Linked DNA regions of Homo sapiens: all the other regions are linked to region 2. A link is a contact called in ENCODE Hi-C or POLR2A ChIA-PET data. All regions are on one chromosome and are shown on one strand. Each heading gives the region's core, a stretch centred on a gene start or an enhancer-like site at or near the end of the contact. The rest is flanking DNA. Distances are from core to core; before and after follow the strand shown.

Evidence for each region. Hi-C counts contacts between places; a loop is a spot of excess contacts on that map. ChIA-PET counts read pairs that join two places held with the same protein, here RNA polymerase II (POLR2A). Pooled maps may share reads with other maps.
Region 1: a map with no recorded cell type shows a loop between it and region 2 (2.4-fold over the local background). The contact joins the promoter of FAM184B here to the enhancer-like site in region 2. A Hi-C loop is called at or near these places in 4 of 37 single-sample maps with no recorded cell type and 2 of 50 pooled maps. POLR2A ChIA-PET finds 5 or more read pairs at or near these places in 2 of 52 experiments (H1 and T-cell).
Region 3: a loop to region 2 is called in a map of gastrocnemius medialis, with 3 times the contacts of the local background. The contact joins two enhancer-like sites. A Hi-C loop is called at or near these places in 1 of 168 maps with a recorded cell type or tissue (gastrocnemius medialis) and 3 of 50 pooled maps. POLR2A ChIA-PET finds 5 or more read pairs at or near these places in 8 of 52 experiments (BJ, MCF 10A, OCI-LY7 and 5 more).

Annotation. Positions count from the first base shown.
Region 1 is chr4:17,780,105-17,783,277 of GRCh38, reverse strand. It overlaps FAM184B (family with sequence similarity 184 member B), which reads left to right and starts at 1,657. Exons shown (of 18, transcript NM_015688.2): 1 at 1,657-2,119. The coding sequence starts at 1,979.
Region 2 is chr4:17,663,541-17,666,858 of GRCh38, reverse strand. FAM184B (family with sequence similarity 184 member B) reads left to right here. Exons shown (of 18, transcript NM_015688.2): 8 at 2,200-2,297. Among named protein-coding and RNA genes, the nearest start is that of MED28, 51 kb to the right of the region's middle. Within about 2 kb of position 2,023, at least 2 of the 41 ENCODE cell types and tissues checked have a DNase peak (open chromatin) inside an H3K27ac peak, as active enhancers do; they include OCI-LY7, where a contact is called at or near this core.
Region 3 is chr4:17,594,159-17,597,552 of GRCh38, reverse strand. LAP3 (leucine aminopeptidase 3) reads right to left here. Exons shown (of 13, transcript NM_015907.3): 8 at 2,019-2,143; 9 at 419-507. The region is part of intron 2 of MED28-DT (MED28 divergent transcript); the gene reads left to right. Among named protein-coding and RNA genes, the nearest start is that of LAP3, 19 kb to the right of the region's middle. Within about 2 kb of position 1,777, at least 3 of the 41 ENCODE cell types and tissues checked have a DNase peak (open chromatin) inside an H3K27ac peak, as active enhancers do; they include OCI-LY7, where a contact is called at or near this core.

The DNA.
Region 1 (3,173 bases), core at 408-2,907, 120 kb before region 2:
GCATGCCTGTTATCCCAGCTACTCTGGAGGCTGAGGCACAAGAATGGCTTAAACTCAGGAAGTAGAAGTTGCAGTAAGCCGAGATCATGCCACTGCACTCCAGCCTGGGTGACAGAGCAAAACTCTGTCTCAAAAAAATAAAAAAAATAAATAAATAAGTGTGTTGTATTGGCAACCAAATATCATGAGCCACCTGGCCCTTGATGTGATTTTCCAAAATGGTCAACAACTTTTAGTAAAGTTCTTGACCAAAAAGGCTAATTTTCCTCTAGTTTACACAGTGGTTGAATTCCTGTAAAATTTAGTATATATTAAGATCCTGCAGAAAATATTCTAAATACACAATTTGGAATTAAGCAGAGAGCTGTTTAATGTGGATTCCTGACCCCCTGACCCCCATCCTCAGAGGCTTTGTCTCTGTTTTCTAAAGGAACTGGGGGAGGGAGGGGTTGTGCTAAAAAGAGAACTTAAGATGGTAAATTAGAAATCAAAAACCGAGGCCGGTCATTTGATACAGAATCTAGAATAGGAATGTCTATTTCAGAAACAGTTCTACTTGTAATTGCCTGACTTGGTACAAATTTTCTGGGTCAATTTTCCTCATCGACAAAAATGGGTTTTGTTACCTTCAGTATGGATGGGTGGAACTGTGGTTTCTGAGACCCTTTGAAGCTTGCTTGGTTTATGAAGATTATTAAAATTTCTGATAAAAGGCAATGTATAAATGATATACATTCACTATGCAAACTATCATGAAGACCTATTATTCGAGCTTTAGGAAAAGCTGATCACGGTGCTGTCACTTTCCCTTAAAGTCCACTGTCTGAAACCAGAGAACACGCCAGAAAGAAATTTGGCCCGCTAACCTCTCCCCTCACCAAACACTAAACAGACACCAGCTCAGAATCCGAAAACTTGACAGTCTGGCTCCAGTCTGCCCAAGGCCAGTAGTGTGGATTTGGACGACTCACTTTACTTTCAATGGGCTCGGTTTGCTAAGATTTTCAGTTCCATCTTTTACTCATCTAACTGCTCCATTCCTCTTTGCTTCTTCCTTTCCCGCACCTGCCACCATCCTTTCTACCTCCCTAACGACTTTGTCTTTGCGTTCCTACCGCTTCCCGCATTACCCGTTTCGCACTTTCTCATCTCAGATTTCGGTCACCCGCACCCTGCCATCCCCTTGGCTTCTCCTCTTTGGGCATCTCCGGTATTCCTCCCGCAATGTCCTGGCTCCTCTCCAAGATCCAAAAAGGAAGGCTACCATCCCCAGCCCCGCTGTGCACTCGCGCAACTCAGGCGCTGGCCCACACCGTGCGCCCCGGATCCCACACCTCCTTGAGTCCCGATGGCTCGCCCTCACCTACCCGCCCCTCTCTTAGCATCTCGTCCCCCACCGCCATCTCCGCTATCAGCTCGGAGACTCGGGAGCCGCCAGTCACTGTGCCCTGTCCCTCTCCGGAGGCCGCCAGTCACTGTGCCCTGTCCCTCTCCGGAGGCTCTTCTTCCTCTTTAGCCTGGGATCCCCACCTCGGGCAGGGTCCGTCGCCACCAAGTCCAGGGCCGCGCGCCACCCACGTGTCCAAGAGCGCAGTGCCCGCCCACCGCAAACCCCCCAAGGCCGGCAGCTCCTAGCCGCGGAAGCTCTCCCCTTGCACACGAAACCTGCACTGGCTGGGGAACTGCAGACTGATCGCCAGCGGCACGTGCGGGGCGCCGACGCCTCGCCGCAGGGTGCGGGTGCCCGCGGAGCCAGCCAGCCAGAGAACCAGCAGGAGAGGAAAAAGGGTGGGCGCGCGGGTGGGCCCGGGAGGCGGAGACCTTCGGGAAGCTGGGGCCACGCGGCGGTGCAGGCGACGGGACTGCAGTGCCACCTCTCCCGAGAAACCCACACGCTCGCACGCCCGCGCGCGCACGCACGTGCACACGGTGGGCAGGGAGAAAACGAGAGAGTCTGAGTGCTGGGCGCGTTTTAGCGATGGCTTCTGCTCTCAACAGCAAAATTAACCCGCCCGGCACTTGCCAGGGCTCCAAAGCCGACGGTGGCGCCGGCTGGAGAATGGACTGTGATCCCCAGATGCACGTGAAAATGTGCAAGAAGATCGCCCAGCTCACCAAGGTAAGGTGGGGCGCAGCGGGCCAGCGAGCTGCACGCCCGGGGCGCCCGAGCCGGGAGTCAGTGCGGATGCGCCTCCCGGGAGGCCCGGGCCAAATCCAGACAGAAACTTTGTCTCGGAGGCCAACCGGGAAGGGAAGCGGTCCTAAATCTGGGTGACTTGACCTTCTAGAGGCACCATCCTAAAGCAGCAGAGAAAGAGGATCCTTGCCAAGGAAACTCCCACAGCCTGCTGGCTGGGCAGGTGGTCTGTGCTTTTCCAAGGTGGGAATGTGAATCGTGTGTGTGTGTGTGTCCCCGCCAGCTTTGCTCAAGTGCCTAGAATGTTGTGATTTCATTCAACTGCCATACTTTACAGCTGGGGAGGTCATGTGGGCTCTATTTAAACACTTGATCCATTTATTCCTTCATTCAACAAATATTTGCGTCATTTGTTGAGTGCCAGCAGCTTGCGTGGCACCGTACTAAACCTGGAATGCAGCCTAGGGGACTTACTATCAAACTGGGTGCAGACGTGTGTAGGAGCATAAATGGGGAAGAGCACGATTCACCAAATAACTATGGGATTAGGAAGGACCTAGGGAAGTCAGCCAGCCCACCTCCTTACCTCGTGCAGGGGGCTCTGATTGAACCTTCCCAGACTATGTCTTTTTCAAGAAGACCAGCAAAAAGATGCCACCAGTGCTCTTTGTTAACCCTCTGCAGCTCCCCAATTAGAAGCTCCTTGTCACAGACTCCCCTCTGTGCCTTGTCTAGATGGAAAACAACATCCCTCACTGTCTCCTATACAAGGTTTCAAGTGGATGAATTTAGCTGTTTGCCTTGGGGTTTCCTTTCGGTCTCATAATAAACTCCTGGTGCCATGCCCGCCAGGGAGAGGTCAGGTCCAGGTCTGTCCTGTAGCGTCTGGAACATGCTCTCTTTCCTCACCATCTCCCTCTCACTTCCCACACATTTTTTTGTGGGATCACAGACATTCCCCTCCCCCTGTCCCGCCAACCTCACTATTTTGCCAGGAGGAATAGAGCACAGGGGCTTGGAATTGAACACTAGCCGC
Region 2 (3,318 bases), core at 774-3,273:
TTAGTAATGACTCGCATGTGCCACACACTGTTCTAGGCATCAGGGAAACAGGTGAGCAAAGCCCCTGCCCTCATGGAGCTTACCTTCCAGTAAGGTAAACAGATAATTAAAAAGTGGACAAGTCAACGTTAGGCCGTGATATGTATTGTGAGAAAAACATAGAGCAAGGTGAGGAAAAGAGAGTGAGGGGGGTGAGATTTTAGAGAAGGTGTCCAGGGAACAAAAATCCCAGGGAGTCCAGGCATGGTGACTTGCGTCTGTAATCCCAGCACTTTGGGAGGCGGAGGTGGGCAGATCACCTGAGTTCAGGAGTTCAAGACCAGCTTGGGCAACATGGTGAAACCCCGTCTCTACTAAAAATACCAAAAAAAAAAAAAAAAAAAAAAAAAGAACCAGGCACAGTGGCATGCACCTGCAGTCTCAACTACTTGGGAAACTGAGACAGGAGAATTGCTTGAACTTGGGAGACAGAGGTTGCAGTGAGCTGAAATTGCGCCACTGCACATCAGCCTGGGTGACAGAGTGAGACTCCATCTCAAAAAAAAAAAAAAAAGAATTCCAGGGAATAAACTTGAGTGTTGAGTGTTCCTTAGGTACCTAATACTGTTCTAAGGACTTTACATTGTATCAGCTCATTTAATCCTCATGAAAACCTAAGTAATTTTCCCAAGGTCACATCGTTAATAAGTAAAAGATCTGGCATTTAAACACAGGTCGTCTGGTAGCAGAGCCTAAGCTTTAAGCCAGGGATGAGCTGCTGGTTGCAGTGAGTGAAGTGAGGGAGCAAAGAATGCAAATATCAGAGGGAAGAGGGAACAGCCAGTGCAAAGCCCTGAGCCAGGTGCATGCTTGTTGTTTGGAGGAGTAAAACCAAGAGTTTGGTTCTGCACATGTGGTAGTTTGAGAAGCAGGAGAGGAGGAGGCTTCAGCAGAGAAGACTAAGAAGCAGCAACTGGGGGGCGGGGGGAGGAGAAAGCCCAGGAATGAAGGCTGCACAAAGGAAGGAATCATCAATATTTCCAGTTCTGCTGGGAGTCCCCGTTAGTGCAGACCCAAGAATCGACCATTGGATTTGGCAATGTGGAGGTCTTCATTGGTCTTGACATTGATGGCCTTTTATAGATAATACAGTATGTGGAAAGGCAATAAAAGCAGTTTTGTTCCAGATCAAGGGTGGATGGGAGCCCAAGGCCCTACCCTCCAGCCTCAGCTCTGCCCCTTCCTACCCCTGAGACACCTCCCAGGATCCCTGGAACACAGTTTCACTACAGATATAAGCCAGCCCCTTTGTTTCACAGTTGATGAAACTCAGGTCCAAAAAAGGGAAGAAGCTGGCTCAAGGCCATACAACTAGTTAATGAAAAGCACAGGTTACAATTATCACTATTTCGTGAGACAAATCTGTTCCTACCCTGTCTTATACTGTTTTCATGGACAGTGTGGTTATGACAAATAGAAAAATCAAAATAACAAGGTCTTTTTCACCTGTGTATCTCTGTGGGAAGGAGAGAATGATAACATGAGCAAATTCAACTCAGAAAATATTCAGAAGCCTCATTGTTAACTAATCGTTCCCATATTCTTCTCCCATACCCCATTTCTGGTCATTCAGCAAGTTCCATGTTTTCTGATTCTACATAATGGGACACAGCAGACTACAAACTCTTAAACGGATATAATAGTAACACCATTCACTCACACTTACTGACCACTAGCCATGAGCCAGCATTGTTCTCAGGTCCTCACAACAGCCCCGTGCAGCAGGCTTAACAAGGAAACAAGGACCTCTCTCTGAGGGTTATGCATGGAACCATACCAGGAAGTGGTCAAGAGTTCAGTCCCCAGGGTCCTATTATCCGGTTGCATATTTCATTTCCACTCCTCCCTGATGGTGGCACCCTAGCCAGGTTACTTCCCCTCTTTATGCTTTAGTTTTGTCAGCAGTGTGAAATGCTTCATAGACTGAAAAACAGGATACAGGGCTCAGGGCTGGCATTAATCATAGTAAGCCAGGCACTGTTCTAGTCACGTCATCATCACAAGCCTTGGCATCCCCTGCAAGCAGGGCACCGATAGTGGGTTGCTGGGGGCTCCCTCTTCTCTGCTCTCTGATTTGAATAAGCCACAGGTTGAATCATGAAGCTGTACTTAAGCTCATCTTGCCTTTTTTTTTTTTTTCTTTTTCTTTTTTGGCCTTAGGATCCATGCTTGAAGCTGGATGAAACTTCGCCGAGAGGAGAGGAGTATCAAGATAAGTTAGCAGCTGAAGAAGGAACCAGCAGTGATGAAGAAGAAAGGTACAGGAGGACATGCAGACTTCTGAGTGCTCCATTGAATGAGGACTCAGATGTGGAAGGATTCATCCATTCATTCATTCTATCCTCAAGTATTTATCACTGCTCCTTGCAGCATGCTTGGGGAGGCAACAAGCATATCTTGTATGTCTTCAGCACAGCTATGGGCTTCACATAAACTGTGTTACTTAATTGTTACAACAACCCAGAGAAGCCATTTTTTAGCTTAAGAACCTGGAGCTCAAAGAAGTTAGCAAACCTTTCCAAGATTCAAACTTGCACTGGTCCAAAACCTCTGCCCCTATGTTTCCAAGTGTTCTTTAATTAGGGGGTATAAGGAAGCTTTGTGATCCTGAGGAAATCCCCACCTATACCACCTATGTCAGTCAGCTATTGCTGCTCTAACAAACACCCCCAAATATCAAAGATTTAGCTCATAGATGAGCTACCCTTATGATTGGCTCTATCAGGCTCTGCGGGTATATTAGGTCGTTTCCACACCGCTATAAAGAATCCCCCAAGACTGGGTAATTTATAAAGGAAAGAGGTTTAATTGACTCACAATTCTGCTTGGCTGGGGAGGTCTCAGGAAACTTACAATCATGCCAGAAGGGGAAGCAGGCATATCTTACATGGCGGCAGGTGAGAGAAAAGTGTGTAGAAGGAAATGACAAACACTTATAAAACCATCAGATTTCATGAAAACTCACTCACTATCACAAGAACAGCATGGGGGAAACGGCCCCCATGATCCAATCACCTCCCACAAAGTCCCACCCTCAACACGTGGGGATTATGGGGATTACAACTCAAGATGAGATTTGGGTGGGGGCAAAAAACCTAACCATATCAGCAGGACTTACATGAGCTTGACTCCTGGGTGAGGGTCAGGTGTTATTGCTCTGTCACAAACTACAGTTTGTGTGTGTGTGTGTGTGTGTGTGTGTGTTGTGAATGGGATTGTGTTCCTGATTTGGCTCTCAGCTTGAATGTTGCTGGTGTATAGGAATGTTAGTGATTTTTG
Region 3 (3,394 bases), core at 528-3,027, 69 kb after region 2:
TCGCGCCTGTAATCCTAGCACTTTGGGAGAACAAGGTGGGCAGATCACTTGAGTCTAGGAGTTTGGGACCAGCCTGGGAAACATGGCAAAACCCTGTGTCTACAAAAAGCTAGCCAGGCATGGTGGCACGCACCTGTGGTCCCAGCTACTCAGGTCGCTAAGGTGTGAGGACCACCTGAGCCTGGGGAGGTCAAGGCTGCAGTGAGACATGATCACGCCACTGCACTACAGCCTGGGTGATGCAGCGAGACCCCATTTCAGGAAAGGGAAGGAAAAGAAAGGCTACCCAGCACTAAAGACAGCACCCTCCCCTAATATGGTTCTGGGGCTCTGCACGCATCCTAGCTGTGGTTATGTGGCCACCACGGGATTCCTGAGGAACGCTGGATGGGGAGTGCTGTGTCTCACATTTACAAACCTGGATGGTCTTCCCGTTTTTGGCTCTAACAACATCCCCCGGCTTGTTGGCCTTGCCGCTGGGCATATTTTCACAAAGAGGGGCCAGACCTATTGGAAATAATATATGAAGGCACACAGTATATACTGGGTCCAAACATGCCACCTATGGGACAAGAGGCCACCTGTGAGCCATGAGAAGCAAGACACAAAGGCCACCTTAACGAACTGATCAAATTTAACATCACCAATGACACAACTGACATGATGTGTCAGCAACAAGAAGTACACATCACCCATGTAGCATTCTTCCCAAAGAAGTCTAACTTGATTCTAATCAAGAAGAAGCAATTCAAATAAATACAAATTGCAGAATATCATGAAACAAGCCTAGACCCTTCAAAACTGCTAATGCCGTGGAAGAAAACAGGAATAGGGTCTAGAATCAAGAAATCTAAAGGGGCACCAACAGCAATGTGTGGTCCTTGATTAGTTTCTGGATTTAAAAGCTAAATATAGGCCAGGCGCGGTGGCTCATGCCTGTAATCCCAGCATTTTGAGAGGCCAAGGCGGGCAGATCACCTGAGGTCAGGAGTTCAAGACCAGCCTGATCAACATGGAGAAACCCCGTCTCTACTAAAAATACAAAATTAACCAGGCATGGTGGCGCATGCCTGTAATCCCAGCTACTCAAGAGGCTGAGGCAGAAGAATCACTTGAACCCGGGAGGTGGAGGTTGTGGTGAGCCAAGATCGCGCCATTGCACTCCAGCCTGGGCAACAAGAGCGAAACTCCATCTCAAAAAAAACCAAAAAACCAAAAAAACCTAAATATAAATAAATAAAATGGACATTTTTTACACAACTGGAAACTTGAATTAGGTTACTGAATTAATCCTCGGAAAAGATAATGGTTTTGTCATTACATAGAATGTCCTTTTTCTTAGAGGACGTGTCGTGATGTCTGCAACTGACTTTTAAATAGTTCAGGAAAAAAAAGGACTATGATAGTGAAGGAGGGGGGCATGTCTGAGACCTGGATTCCAATTCTACCTTCCTTGTGCAATGGACAAGAGTCAGGGCATTATTATTTAACCTAAGACTCTCTCCTCCTTCCCCGTCTCCTCTGAAATGAGTATGAGCAATGCTATTATACAAACTCCCAGTACTGTGCCTGGGAGTTTGTATCTTCCATTACTAAGAACTGCCACATAATGAGCACTTTTTCTGTTCTAGGCACTTTCTGTGTGTTGTGCCATTTCACCGGCCACAATCCTACGAAGCAATCAGTCAATGAGCCAGCAACGTCCTGCCACCCCAAGTACCCAGCAAGTTTCATAATGTCAACTACAAACTTGACATTATGTGCCCCTGACTGCTAGCCACTTTTTGCAGAAGTGAAACAAATCAATTCCAGTTACAGCCCACTGGTTGCAAGATACATTTAGCTCAATCAGCTCAGACAGTAAAACACTTATCTGGGCTAAATAGCTACTGCTTGATGACTATTTAAAAATCATTTCTTATCTTTTCAGATTAGGGGAAATCATATCTGTTGTCTCTCTTCTCCCACCTGGCTAGAATCCAGAAGCGTTATGAGATGTAATCCGTTACCCCACTTACCTATAATATTAATGGGCAAATTAAGCTTTGCAGCAGACACGATGGCTGAGCATATAGTTGCAGCTCCTCCCATGTCAGCCCTCATGAGGTCCATATTTGCAGAAGCCTTGATGGAGATACCACCACTATGGGGAAATGGACAACGTGCAATATTAAGAGCAAAGAAGATGGCCAAAATCACTTTATTTAAAAAGTACAGATGGGCACGGTGGCTCACGCCTGTAATCCCAGCACTTTGGGAGGCCGAGGTGGGCGGATCACGAGGTCAGGAGATCGAGACCATCCTGGCTAACACGGTGCAACCCATCTCTACTATAAATACAAAAAAATTAGCCGGGTGTGGTGGTGGGCGCCTGTAGTCCCAGCTGCCACCATGCCTGGCTAATTTTTTTGTGATTTTAGTAGAGATGGGGTTTCACCTTGTTAGCCAGGATGGTCTCGATCTCCTGACCTCGTGATCCGCCAGCCTCGGCCTCCCAAAGTGCTGGGATTACAGGCATTAGCCATCGCGCCCAGCCTTTAGCTCATTTTATTTCTACTTGAATGAAATTTAAACAGTGCCACTGGAAACATTACTATATCATAAAATCAAGACTGTGCAAATTCCATCTCTGTATTGTCTGATTAACTCCTGACACCCACATAGTCTATTCAGCAAATTTTATGAATTGATCAACTTATGGAACGTGAAGGTCATGAGCTGTTAAGAAAAGCTGATGAGCTCACAGAGATGACTGGAGGCATTTCTCTGAAACCGACAGGACAGAGGGCTAACATTTCCTTCCAACACTGCACAAGGTGTGCTATATCCTGCTGATGGCAAAATACAACCTAAATGAGGCACAGGCCCAATGGCTGAGAGACAGTACTTCAACATGAGAACTGAATAAGGCTGCAATTAGCAAGAAACCAAACTACCTGACCCCCAGAGGCTTCTAACTAGCTAGTGGTTTTTCTGCTTCCAGTCCGTAGGAGTCCAGAAGCAACATGCTTCACAGGCCAAGCACAGAGCCAGGGGCTTCGACTCTAAGTTCTAATTGAGATCTGCTGCTCATGTGCCCTGGTGGCTCACTGGAGAGAGGTCTGCCTGCTGCTCTGAAGTCTGCTTTCCTTCAAAATTAAATCCTAATTCTCACTTACCTCAGAAGCACTTGTTACTTAGATGGTTGGCATGTTCACCAAGAATTAAAGATGATCCCCTGGCTCAAAGAAGAAAAATAACATGGGTAAACCCCATGGACAAAGGGAACACGCTGTTGTATTTGAAGTTTTTCTTCTGTCCACCTGCCACATTTATCTGCAGGCCTCTTCTGGAAGTTCTGCTCTCTAATTCCTATGACTATGGTTCTAAGGTAGCCACCAGTTAAAGATCAGCA